2 separate regions of the Homo sapiens genome follow, and region 1 is linked to region 2. The links are chromatin loops, found by intact Hi-C in ENCODE. Cell type or tissue: K562. All regions are shown on one strand. Links, peaks and the distances in the headings refer to the core of each region. The heading gives the core; the rest is flanking DNA. Region 1 overlaps RELN (reelin). Region 2 overlaps RELN (reelin).

Region 1 (5,393 bases), core at 144-5,143, 76 kb before region 2:
TTGAATTCAACAAAAGTTGAGCTTCTCCCTTGAGCCAAACTCTGGGGAAAGTAGTCTGTGAATGAGCTCTGGGGTCACTGAGGAGGGAGAGGTGAATTTCCCCAGGAGGTCAGAACAGACTGCATGAGAGAGATGACATTTGAACCTGCACCTGAATACCTTAACAAAAGGTAACCTGGCAAGGGGTCATTCTAGGTAAGAGCAGAGGCCAGGAGGCAGAGAAGTATAGAACGTGTTCTGGTTTAACTGTTTAATCCAGTTAACATCCTTTAATCAGATGTTTTCAGCTGAAATGGAGAAATTTGACTGGAGGGACTAGTTATGGCCACAACCCAAAGGTCTTTGAAACCACATTGAAGATTTAGGGTTTTAATCTATGGACATTAGGAAGCTAGAGATGTTGATTGAACAAGGGAATTATGTGATCTAAGATGCATTTGCTTTCTAATTATAGATAATAATATACATGCTTTATTTCCCCCTTAAAATGGACTGGCAAGTTCAGAATTCTGTATGAAATCGATAATATTGATATTTTCCTCTGTAATAAAGTAGCCAGTTCTCTTGACATTTTAATGCAAAACTATGAAAGATATAAAAATTGACTCCAAGAGGGAAGAAGTCCCTTGGGAAAGAATTTTACAAATTTGACCATAAAAATTTGTAAAGCCATGAATAAAGACTGAATATATGGGAGAATGGATTGTTTAAATAGGAGTTTACCTATTTAAGCTCACTAGATTATTATTTAATGATTTTATGTAAACCTTTGGTGTCTGATATGGATAACTTGTGGGTGTTATCCCATAGTGGTGATCTATTTTAATTTGTATAAAATAGCTAGAATTGACAGGATGTCAGATGGAGTTTATAAACATTTTTGTCAAGGGAGAACTATTTCTAAATATCTCTGCCCGTCTAGTTAATAAAACCCAAATTACAGTGCTTACACAAGTCTTAGCTCATAGAAGTTGCTTAGTTTTCTGTCTCAATCAATCATACACCTTGCTTCATTCTTTAAGTCTGAATGCATTACGTACCTTCTAGTACATTTTACTATTTGGCTTAGTTTACTCACTGGAAGTGCATTTACCACAGATTTCTTCTTCTCCTCACCAACTTTTTAATATAAATGTTTTCTAAAATGAAAGTTAAAAGACTAGTACAACAGGTGGGTATGGTGGCTCATGCCTGTAATCCCAGCATTTTGGGAGGCTGAGGCAGGTGGATCACTTGAGGCCAGGAGTTCAAGACCAGCCTGGTCAACATGGTGAAACCCTGTCTCTACTAAAAATACATTCATTAGCCACACATGGTGGCACACCCCTATAGTCACAGATACCCAGGAGGCTGAGGCACGAGAATGACTTGAACCCAGGAGGTGGAGGCTGCAGTGAGCTGAGATTGTGCCACTGCACTCCAGCCTGGGTAAGAGAGCGAGACTCTCTCAAAAAAAAAAAAAACAAAAAAAAAAACCAAAGACTGGTACAACAAACATGTGTATACCCACTACTTAGACTTGGCAATTGTTCATAGTACATAATATGCTAATTTGAAAGTGAATTGACATGGAAAATATTATTTGTTACCCATTTTAACATTAATTAGATCATTTGACTGATAATCTTGGAAAGGGCATGAAGGATTTGCTTATTAACAGGTCTGAGTTAGATATCAGTTAGACACATATAGCCCAATAGTTACTTTTCTTAAAAGTAGTTCGAATATAAAAAATTTGTCCAATTATCCCCATCCTAATATACCCAAATTTATGTCTTTTACCTACAACTTCTACTTATGCAAGTCTACTTTATAAATAAATATTTTTAAAGGAAACATTTTAAAGTGACAATCACTATGGAACGTTTTAAACTATGCAGCTTGGAACCATAACATTCTGAATCAGAGTATCAGAAAACTGCAAAAATGTCTGTAGTGGGAATTAGTGTATTTCACATTCTTCAAATGAGTATATCTAGATCTACACACATGGATAATCCTATGATTCATGGAGAGCTTGTTTATTTTAAATAGTAGACAGCAGTTTTATCTCTGTCTTTAAACAGCTTCATCAATGGGCCAAATTGGTGACCTGAAAGTTATAAGTTTCCTTCTAGTTCATATACATATTTAAATAATTTTACATTCACAAGTGTGAACCTCAGTTTTTAAAATCATGTCCCATATTATTTCTGTGTATGGTAAATTTTCCCTTTAACTTGTCATAAATCACTTTTCCGCTTTCAAGAACCATTCCAATTGCCTGGATGGCACCAGGTTGTGGATGTAAGCGATGAGTTAAGACTAGAGAGGCTAAAATAGTGCTTGAAAAGTGAGTCAAGTGAAATTAGAGGAAAGAAAGTCGTCAGGGCACAGAGGAAAGATTAGAGCTGGTGCGCGTGTGGAGTCACATAGCTTGGTAGAAAGGAATGAGGCAGACACTAAAGGGTTCTCCCTTTTAGGTTGGGGGAGAGGGCCCCATGTGAAAACCAAAAACTGCAGGGGCCGATGTCACAGGAAACTTGGGCAGATTAACCGAGGGCTGCAAGTAGAGATAAGTGGAAGCCTTTCTGTGAAAGAGAAAGAAAGGGGATGGAGAGAAGGGTGTTCCTGACATAGATTCAAAGTCGAAGTTCCTTGGTGTGAAGTTTTCAGTATGCTCCTTTATACTGCTCATGGGTTCACCACCAGTGTTCCAGTCAGTGAAAACATGTGGGCTGCAGACATTCTGAAATGGTCTGCATGTTAAGAGAATTCACACTGTGTCCAGTGGTTTTTACACACAGAGATTGGACCCATTATCTTCTTGAAGAAGTGGAAGCCTGGTAACCAGAAAGATATGCCTTAAATCCCATGAGAGTCTGGGCAACATTTCCTCCTCTTTCTAAAAAAAAAAAAAAAAAAAAAAAGACCGATTATCAGTTCACATATGGATTATGCATCACATCTGCTTAAACGAGGAAAAGGAATGCTTATTCCACTGTCAAAAGAGTAGCGTTTTTCCAAAGGCAAATATCATTTTTTCCTAAAAAATTCTGAACTCTAGCAAGCAGATTATAATCAATTCATTTCAAACAAGTATTTTTTTCTTTAGATGATTCGTGTAAGCATACAGCATCTGATAAAATTTATGCATACTTACGCCTTTTAAAAAATGTCTTTGGCTGGTCTTTTAGTCAGTTTCTCTCTGCATTGATCTGTCTTGCACTCTGGAAAGCATTTTACATATTTAAATAGCCAACTTTTCTCTGTCTTCTTTTTTTCCATGTGGCTTTTCCAAGTGGGGCTCATCTGATGTATAAAGTCTAGGATTCATAACATACTTTTCCTCTGGAAACAAGCTAAAGATAAAACAACCTTGCACTACTTTTATATGAATAAGTTATTCATTAATAATTCACTAAATATTGAGCACCTAAGAGTACCATAAATTATTCTAGACACTCGAGATATATCAGTGAACGAAATACTTGAGATGCCTGCCTTGATGGAGTTTGGCCATGGTTACTTTGCCACTTTGGGATCTGAGGGGAGCAAAGAAGAAACAGGAAATAACCCATGTAGACAGCATCAAAACATTTTAGATGATATCAGATGGTCCTGGGCCAGGTTCTTAATGGCTCTGTTCTACACATTCTTCTTTTGTATGCTGGAAATAATAATAGTATCCCTCTTATAGGTATGTTTTGACAATTGAATGAGATAATATATGTAAACTACTTACCTCAGTGCCCAACTAAGTGGTTGATGTGCCAGCACTAAAAAATATTAGCTATTATTTCTTGTTAAAGGATGAGAAGGTGGTTTGTTCCAATCCCCCATGCCATTATGGGAGTAGCATGATGTCAGGCTATTCTATTGATATGTGTCTTGTTTTATGCTTTGTAATATGGATGTTTCAGACCATTTAGCTCTGTTCACCGGATTTTCTGGAGTTTAATTTAAACATTCTCATTAAAGTTAATGTGACTCTGGTCATTCTCCTTATTGCCACCAAGGATGATGACAGCCTTGTACTGTGCACTACCTAAATAATATTATTACCTTCCCTTGGTTGCTTCCTACAAATGGCATCATCTCAATCTTATAAAACCTATGCAGGAGAAAATGTTACGTCAAGCAGGAAATTATGGTCAGGTTTTAGGGTGGTGAGCAAGATAAAATTTGAAGAAGCCAAGCCTGAGTAGCATACGTATATATTTAATTTTACCCTTTTCTTCCCAGCAACGTCCTGATTTTATGGTTATAAAACCACTCCTCTTCCAGACTTTGTTCTCAAACTTAAAGCATGCAGTGATCTTCCTTTCTTCTTCACGAGAGGAAAAAGTCTGGCTGTCTTCATGCAAATTAGTCGGCTTTTGTTGGAAAACTTCAGGGAACTCATCTTTGAAATATGGACTCACAATAAGAAATGTGGTTCATCTTACTGTTCTTCTTTCAGCTGATGTATAGTTGTTTCCCACAGTATGAAAGACTTAAAAAAAAAAAAAAGCATTTTATCATAATGCCAAAACTCCAGCAATGCCTTTGACTGCCTTCAGGGGTGGTAGTGGAGGTGGGGAAACCATCTATTCAATATTACATTATTTTCAGATGATTGTTCACATAAGAAATGTGTAAATGAATGCAGAAAGGTAGGACTGATGTTCTAAATTTAGGACCAGCAATTGTAGACACTGGAGTTCCGAGCTTCTTTATTCTCCTCTGTAATTTCTCATACAAAAAATACCAACTAGGTATAGTATAAAAATAATTTGTTAATGAGTAAAGATTGTTTTGACAATGTCTAACACTTCAGAAATATATTGTGTTATTCTGACTGTATTGAGAGTTTTTTTTTTCTTTCTTACATTTCAGTGACAATTTCAACAAGCACCTTTTTTGACGGCTTGCTGGTGACAGGACTATACACATCTACAAGTGTTCAGGCATCACAGAGCATTGGAGGTTCCAGTGCTTTCGGATTTGGTAAGCTATTCTCACAAACCAGAAATTTGGGGGTATTTTATACAGTCATAGGTCTTATGTTTTAAAGTATCTGTTTTAACAGTGTTAGACCTTTATTACTTCCAAGAAAATAATCTGAAGTGTTTTGTTTTTGTGTGTGTTTGCTTGATGTTGGGTGAATTGAAATAAGTCATGTAAATGTGCAGCTAACCTTGATCTTGGCATGATGAACTTTCTTTCATTCTCTCCCTCCACTGCCGCAATTATACTTGGTCCTCTGGGGTTCATGTAAATTTCCATATTCTGTTACTTAAGTGGCTGGAATTTGCTCTGATGTCCACGCAATCATTCAGTAATCTGTTCTCATAAACAGTTCTTAAAATATTATGGTTAATGAAAAGTGTCGTGTTAAATCTGGCAACTGAACATTGTATAAAGCAGAAGAT
Region 2 (5,393 bases), core at 154-5,153:
TAGTCATGAAGTCTTTGCCCACGCCTATGTCCTGAATGGTATTGCCAAAGTTTTCTTCTAGGATTTTTATGGTTTTAGGTCTTACATTTAAGTTTTTAATCCATCTTGAGTTAATTTTTGTATAAAGTGTAAGGAAGGGGTCCAGTTTCAGTTTTCTGCGTATGGCTAGCCAGTTTTCCCAACATCATTTATTAAGTAGGGAATCATTTCCCCATTGTTTCTGTCAGGTTTGTCAAAGATCAGGTGGTTGTAGATGTGTGGCATTATTTCTGAGGCCTCTGCTGTGTTCCATTGGTCTGTATATCTGTTTTCATACCAGTACCATGCTGTTTTTGTTACCGTAGCCTTGTAGTATAGTTTGAAGTCAGGTAGCATGATGCCTCCAGCTTCATTCTTTTTGCTTAGGATTGTCTTGGCTATATGGGCTCTTTTTTTGTTCCATATGAAATTTAAAATAGTTTCTTTCTAATTCTGTGGAGAAAGTCAATGGCAGCTCAATGGGAATAGATTTGAATCTATAAATTACTTTGAGCAGTATGGCCATTTCCACAATATTGAATCTTTCCTATCCATGAGCATGGAATGTTTGGGCAGTGTGGCTATTTTCACGATATTGATTCTTTCTATCCATGAGCGTGGAATGTTTTTCCATTTGTTTGTGTCCTCTCTTATTTTCTTGAGCAGTCGTTTCTTGAGTAGTTCTCCTTGAAGAGGTCCTTCACGTCCCTTGTAAGTTGTATTCCTAGGCATTTTATTCTCTTTGTGGCAATTGTGAATGAGAGTTTACTCCGATTTGGCTGTTTGCCTATTATTGGTATACAGGAATGCTTGTGATTTTTGCACATTGATTTTGTATCCTGAGACTTTAATGATATTACATCATTAAAAAAATTACATGGGGAAAATTAGGAGAATGTCTAAAAAGGCTTTTTAGATGGATGATGTTGAAAAATAGATTGAGAACACTGTCATGAACTAAATGGGTGACAGATCACTTTACAGATATGACAGCAGCCAGTATGGGCTACAGTGGTCAACCACAATGTTGAGAGTGGGTCGGGTGCCTTGGCTCGTGCCTGTAATCCCAGCACTTTGGGAGGCCAAGGTGGGTGTATCACTTGAGGTTAGGAGTTCGAGACCCACCTGGCCAACATGGCAAATGCTGTCTTTTCTAAAAATACAAAAATTAGCCAGGCGTGGTGACGCATGCCTATATTTCAGGTGACTGAGGCCTGAGAATCACTTGAACCCAGGAAGCAGAGGTTGCAGTGAGCCAAGATTGTACCACTGCACTCCAGCCTGGGTGACTCAATCTCAACAACAACAATAAAAAAAAGAGGATGAGAGTGAAGACCATGGGAACATTAATTTTAGCAAAAAAAAAAAAATTTTTTTTTGATAAAACGGTTCTACCTGGAGCTGTTTCTATATGGCAGCAATCACAGGTTATTTAGACAAAACATTGCTATGGATAATTCTTTTAGTTTAGCCAGTCTGGATGTACAGTTAAAATAATCAGATCCTGTTTCTACATGCAGAGCGTTTCTGGAGTTAGACAAGGGTTATCATTGCCTCTTGTTCCTTACTTTGGCTGGGGTTTCATGCTCAGCATGAGTGATCTCCAGCTCATTTACCTATTTAAATGGACACTTTATTTGAGTGCAGTAGAAACAGAGGGGACTGAGATATATTCTTTAATTCTGCAAATAAAATTTCAACATTTAATGAACATTATCCTAATCACTTTACATGAAATTTAGCATTTAATCCTCACAATATGAATTGTTTTACTTAATCATTCCCACAGTTCTATTGAGTAGATCTTATTATCTATCTATAACAAAATAATGATCCTGGGACTTAGAGAGTTTAAGTAACTTGTTCAAGATCACACCACTAAAAATTGACAGGGCTGAATCCCATGTGACTAGTAGTCACTGAAGTCACTAGTGATATGGACAACTTACTTAACCCCTTTAAACTTGTATAAAATAGGAATAATAATAACACTTCTTAGGGTTTTTAATGAAAAAATGTGTTAATCTTTGTAAAACACTCAGAACTTTGCCTGCATCATTAAATACTCAGCAAATGTTAGCTGTTATTAGTTTGTCCAGAATCTTCTCTCTTTCTCTCTTTTTTGAGCATTAGGGTAGGCAGAAGTCTGAATCATGGTGCTGAGTAGTAATTTTGATATTGTAGTAAACTTCCCAGATAGGTCAACTGGGCATTTCTTTGGCATTGAGGAGAGAGAGAAAAGACAGGCTTGAGAATATTGGAGGTAGCTTTTAGGACCTGGTGATAGTTTTATTTTGGTTTTGTTTTAAAGAAAGCTTTGTTGAGACTCTTTTTAGTCTCCTACATGGCTTGGATTTGTATCTGTAAAGCCTCTTCCTTTTTGATTTTCTGTGGCCTGCATATGTGTAAAATCTGACTCCTAAACTGGAAGTTGGGTTGTGAATTAAACACACAAGAGAGCAGGTCACAGGAGCAGGCACCAGGTGGTGAGGCAGAATATATTTCTGGACAGGTAGCCAGCATGTTGCCGTTAGTTTGAGGAGAGGCTGGGGGCAGGCAGTGCGAAGTGATTATCTACCACCATGCAGCTGTTAAGCAGGGAGGGAGAGTATGCAGTGTTAGGAGAGAAGGCAGCAGAGATAAGCTTTGGGCCAGCAGATCAGAGAGCTTCCATTACAGACAGGCAGGGCAGAGTCTGCACAGCTCTTTGAAAAGGATGCTGTATTGTCAAACTCAGTGGTCACACAGACCCAAGTATAACTGGATGGCTTTGCCCCTTGGGAGAACAGCATTTGACTTAGAAATGTCTCACTCATATCTGTATCTAACTCAGAGATGTGTCTACCAAGAGGACAAAGGGTATATAATAACTGATGAAAAATTTAGGCATTTGGAGAAAAAGACAGAGAGCCTAAGCTTGTGCCTTATAGGAAGGGCTCTCTTCCTGTTTATTCTCAGATGGTTTGCATTCTATAACTGGATTTGGACAGGGTTTCTATTGGATCAGGACACATGTCTTCCCAGAACTAATGTACTACTATTTAGGGATGTGGGGAGGAAGCCAGCAGACAATGTAGTGGAACCTGTGTTCAGATGCCACTCACTAGTCCTATTATCCTTGGCAAGTCACTTAAATCTACTGAGTCTTACTGGGCGTAGTGGTGTGTGCCTGTAATTCCAGCTACTCAGGAGGCTGAGGTGGGAGGATTGCTTGAGCCTGGAAAGTTGAGGCTGCAGTGAGCTGTGATCATACCAGTGCACCTGAGCCTAGGTGACAGAGCAAGACCCTGTCTCCTAAAAAAAAAAAATTTCCTGAGTCTTGGTTCCTTTATCTTTAAAATGGGAATGATAATAATAGCCAACATGTACAACACTGTGTGCCGTACACTCACTTACTCTTCACAGCTACCCTATTATTATCATCCTCATTTTCCTGGAAAGGAAACTGAGGAATAGAATGATAGAGTAACCTGCCCAAGATTCCACAACTCCTTGGCAGTGAGCAAGGTTCTAAACATAGGCAGACAGGGTTTCTATGCTGTCAACTTTTCCCCTCTCCTGCCTCTCTAAACGTGGCACAGAGAGGCATTCAGTAAATGGTAGTTCTGGGAGAGGAATGGGGAGGCAGCATCAAGACATCTCATCTTTTAAGTGCACTGAGTAAGGAAAGAATCAAGTTGACTTAGAATTGGCTCTATTTATAGAACTAACTAGAGGTGTGGAAATAGGTAGTTTCTCTTCCATTTCTAACTTAAGTCCATAGATACACAATTCCAGAATGACTTTTAAAAGGTTTTAGTGCTTTTTGGCTTCTTAAACTTAAATCTGAAACCAAATAATCAAATCAGTGCTTTGAAAAGTAAATATACACAGTGTATATGTGCTAGTGTGTGTGCACGTACTATTCAATATCTTGTAGCATTACTCTACTTAAGAGCTATTGTTTTCATACCTATTTTCATCAGGCTGGTACTTCACAGATAAGCTGCAATAAGGGTGTTTTTAGGAAATTCTATGATTACTTTTCAGCATATGAAATCATGTTTGGCTTTGTTGAAATGTCTGAGTACATTGACCTAGGAAAGAAAGAAAATAATAGACAAGCCAAATTCTGTAAGTAGACAGTTATTCATATTTGAATTAACAGATTAAAGAGGGATAAAAAGGAATTCTATAATTCATTTTTTCTTTTTCATTTACAATATAACACTAACTTTCCAAACTACATTTTCAGAACAGTCTGTGTTTTTTTTTTTTATTAACTGATGGAAGCCTTTAGATATCCCTTTTAAAGAAAGAGCAAATGATGAAAAGGAAAGGAAATGGAAATCATCTTAGATATTTGTGCCATTCTTAGCTTACACTTCTTATGTAGACATAAGGTGATAACTTTGCTAAACTTCCTGAAAAAATATCGTACCAAGCTTTGTGAAAGTGTTTGAAATAATAAAATATTTCTTTTACAATTGTATCATTTTTATATATGGGGTTATATTTTTCACATAAAAAAATCATAATTTTAATGTACTTGCCCTTTGTTTGGTAATACCCTATCCACAGATGTCTTAGTTCTTGAAACCCATGAAAAATAGACCAAGGCTTGTTGAACCCACTTTAACACTAACCATGGCAAATTATAAACTAAAGAGATTTGAGTAATCCACATCTTTCATCTATGAAATATAGAATTGACCCAACATGAATGTGTAATGTTATCAATAGGTGGGTTATTTTTGGTAATAAAATATTCATTGTGTTTCTTGGAAGCGAGTAGCCTACATTTTTATGAACATATGTACATTTTCTTGTAGAGATGGGGGATCATAGAACTTCTAGTTACCGTTTTGAAGACTCAAAGAGTGCACATTAAAAGCACAGAAAAGTATTCCTGGGGGAAAACGGGGTTCACACAAGGTTTAGTCACAAACTTAAAATAACTGAGGACTTGTCAAGGAAAATGACATCCTGGAAGGAACAGAAATGTATGTCACTGTCTTAAAAGAGAGTGTGGGGGCAACTTTAAACTAATTAAAGACATTGTGAGTCAAATCTTGCTGAAGTATAATGTGGATAAAGGAAACTCTGCTATTGATTCCTATCCTTCAACCACAACTTTGACAAAGAAGACAAATATTTGATATTTGTTGTCTAGATACCCAAGGTTTGTATGACAATGATTTTAAAACATCCATACTTTATTAAAGGAATCATGGCTTTACAGAGTGATATTGATTGTTGGTACAGAAATTACAGCAAAGTTATGATTCTTTTTTAAGATGTTTGTACACAATATGCAAAAGAAAAACATTTTGTAACAATGGATGCTTTAAAGTCTTACTCAAAAAAGTTGTCAACTTTATAGAACTTTGGAGTTT

Evidence for each region. Hi-C counts contacts between places; a loop is a spot of excess contacts. Peaks named below come from ENCODE experiments on the same cell type or tissue, not always from the same donor. Only the 100,000 strongest peaks of a DNase experiment are listed, where the experiment ranks them.
Region 1: a loop joins it to region 2, with 4 times the contacts of the local background. A loop is called at or near these places in 1 of 110 quality-filtered maps.

What each region holds. Positions count from the first base shown.
Region 1 is chr7:103,916,650-103,922,042 of GRCh38, reverse strand. It overlaps RELN (reelin), which reads left to right. Exons shown (of 65, transcript NM_005045.4): 2 at 4,858-4,968. Among named protein-coding and RNA genes, the nearest start is that of RELN, 70 kb to the left of the region's middle. In K562, for the core only: no CTCF peak of the experiment used is centred there; a DNase peak (open chromatin) is centred at 2,522; H3K4me3 peaks cover 197 bases.
Region 2 is chr7:103,841,142-103,846,534 of GRCh38, reverse strand. The region is part of intron 2 of RELN (reelin); the gene reads left to right. Among named protein-coding and RNA genes, the nearest start is that of RELN, 150 kb to the left of the region's middle. In K562, for the core only: no CTCF peak of the experiment used is centred there; a DNase peak (open chromatin) is centred at 2,624.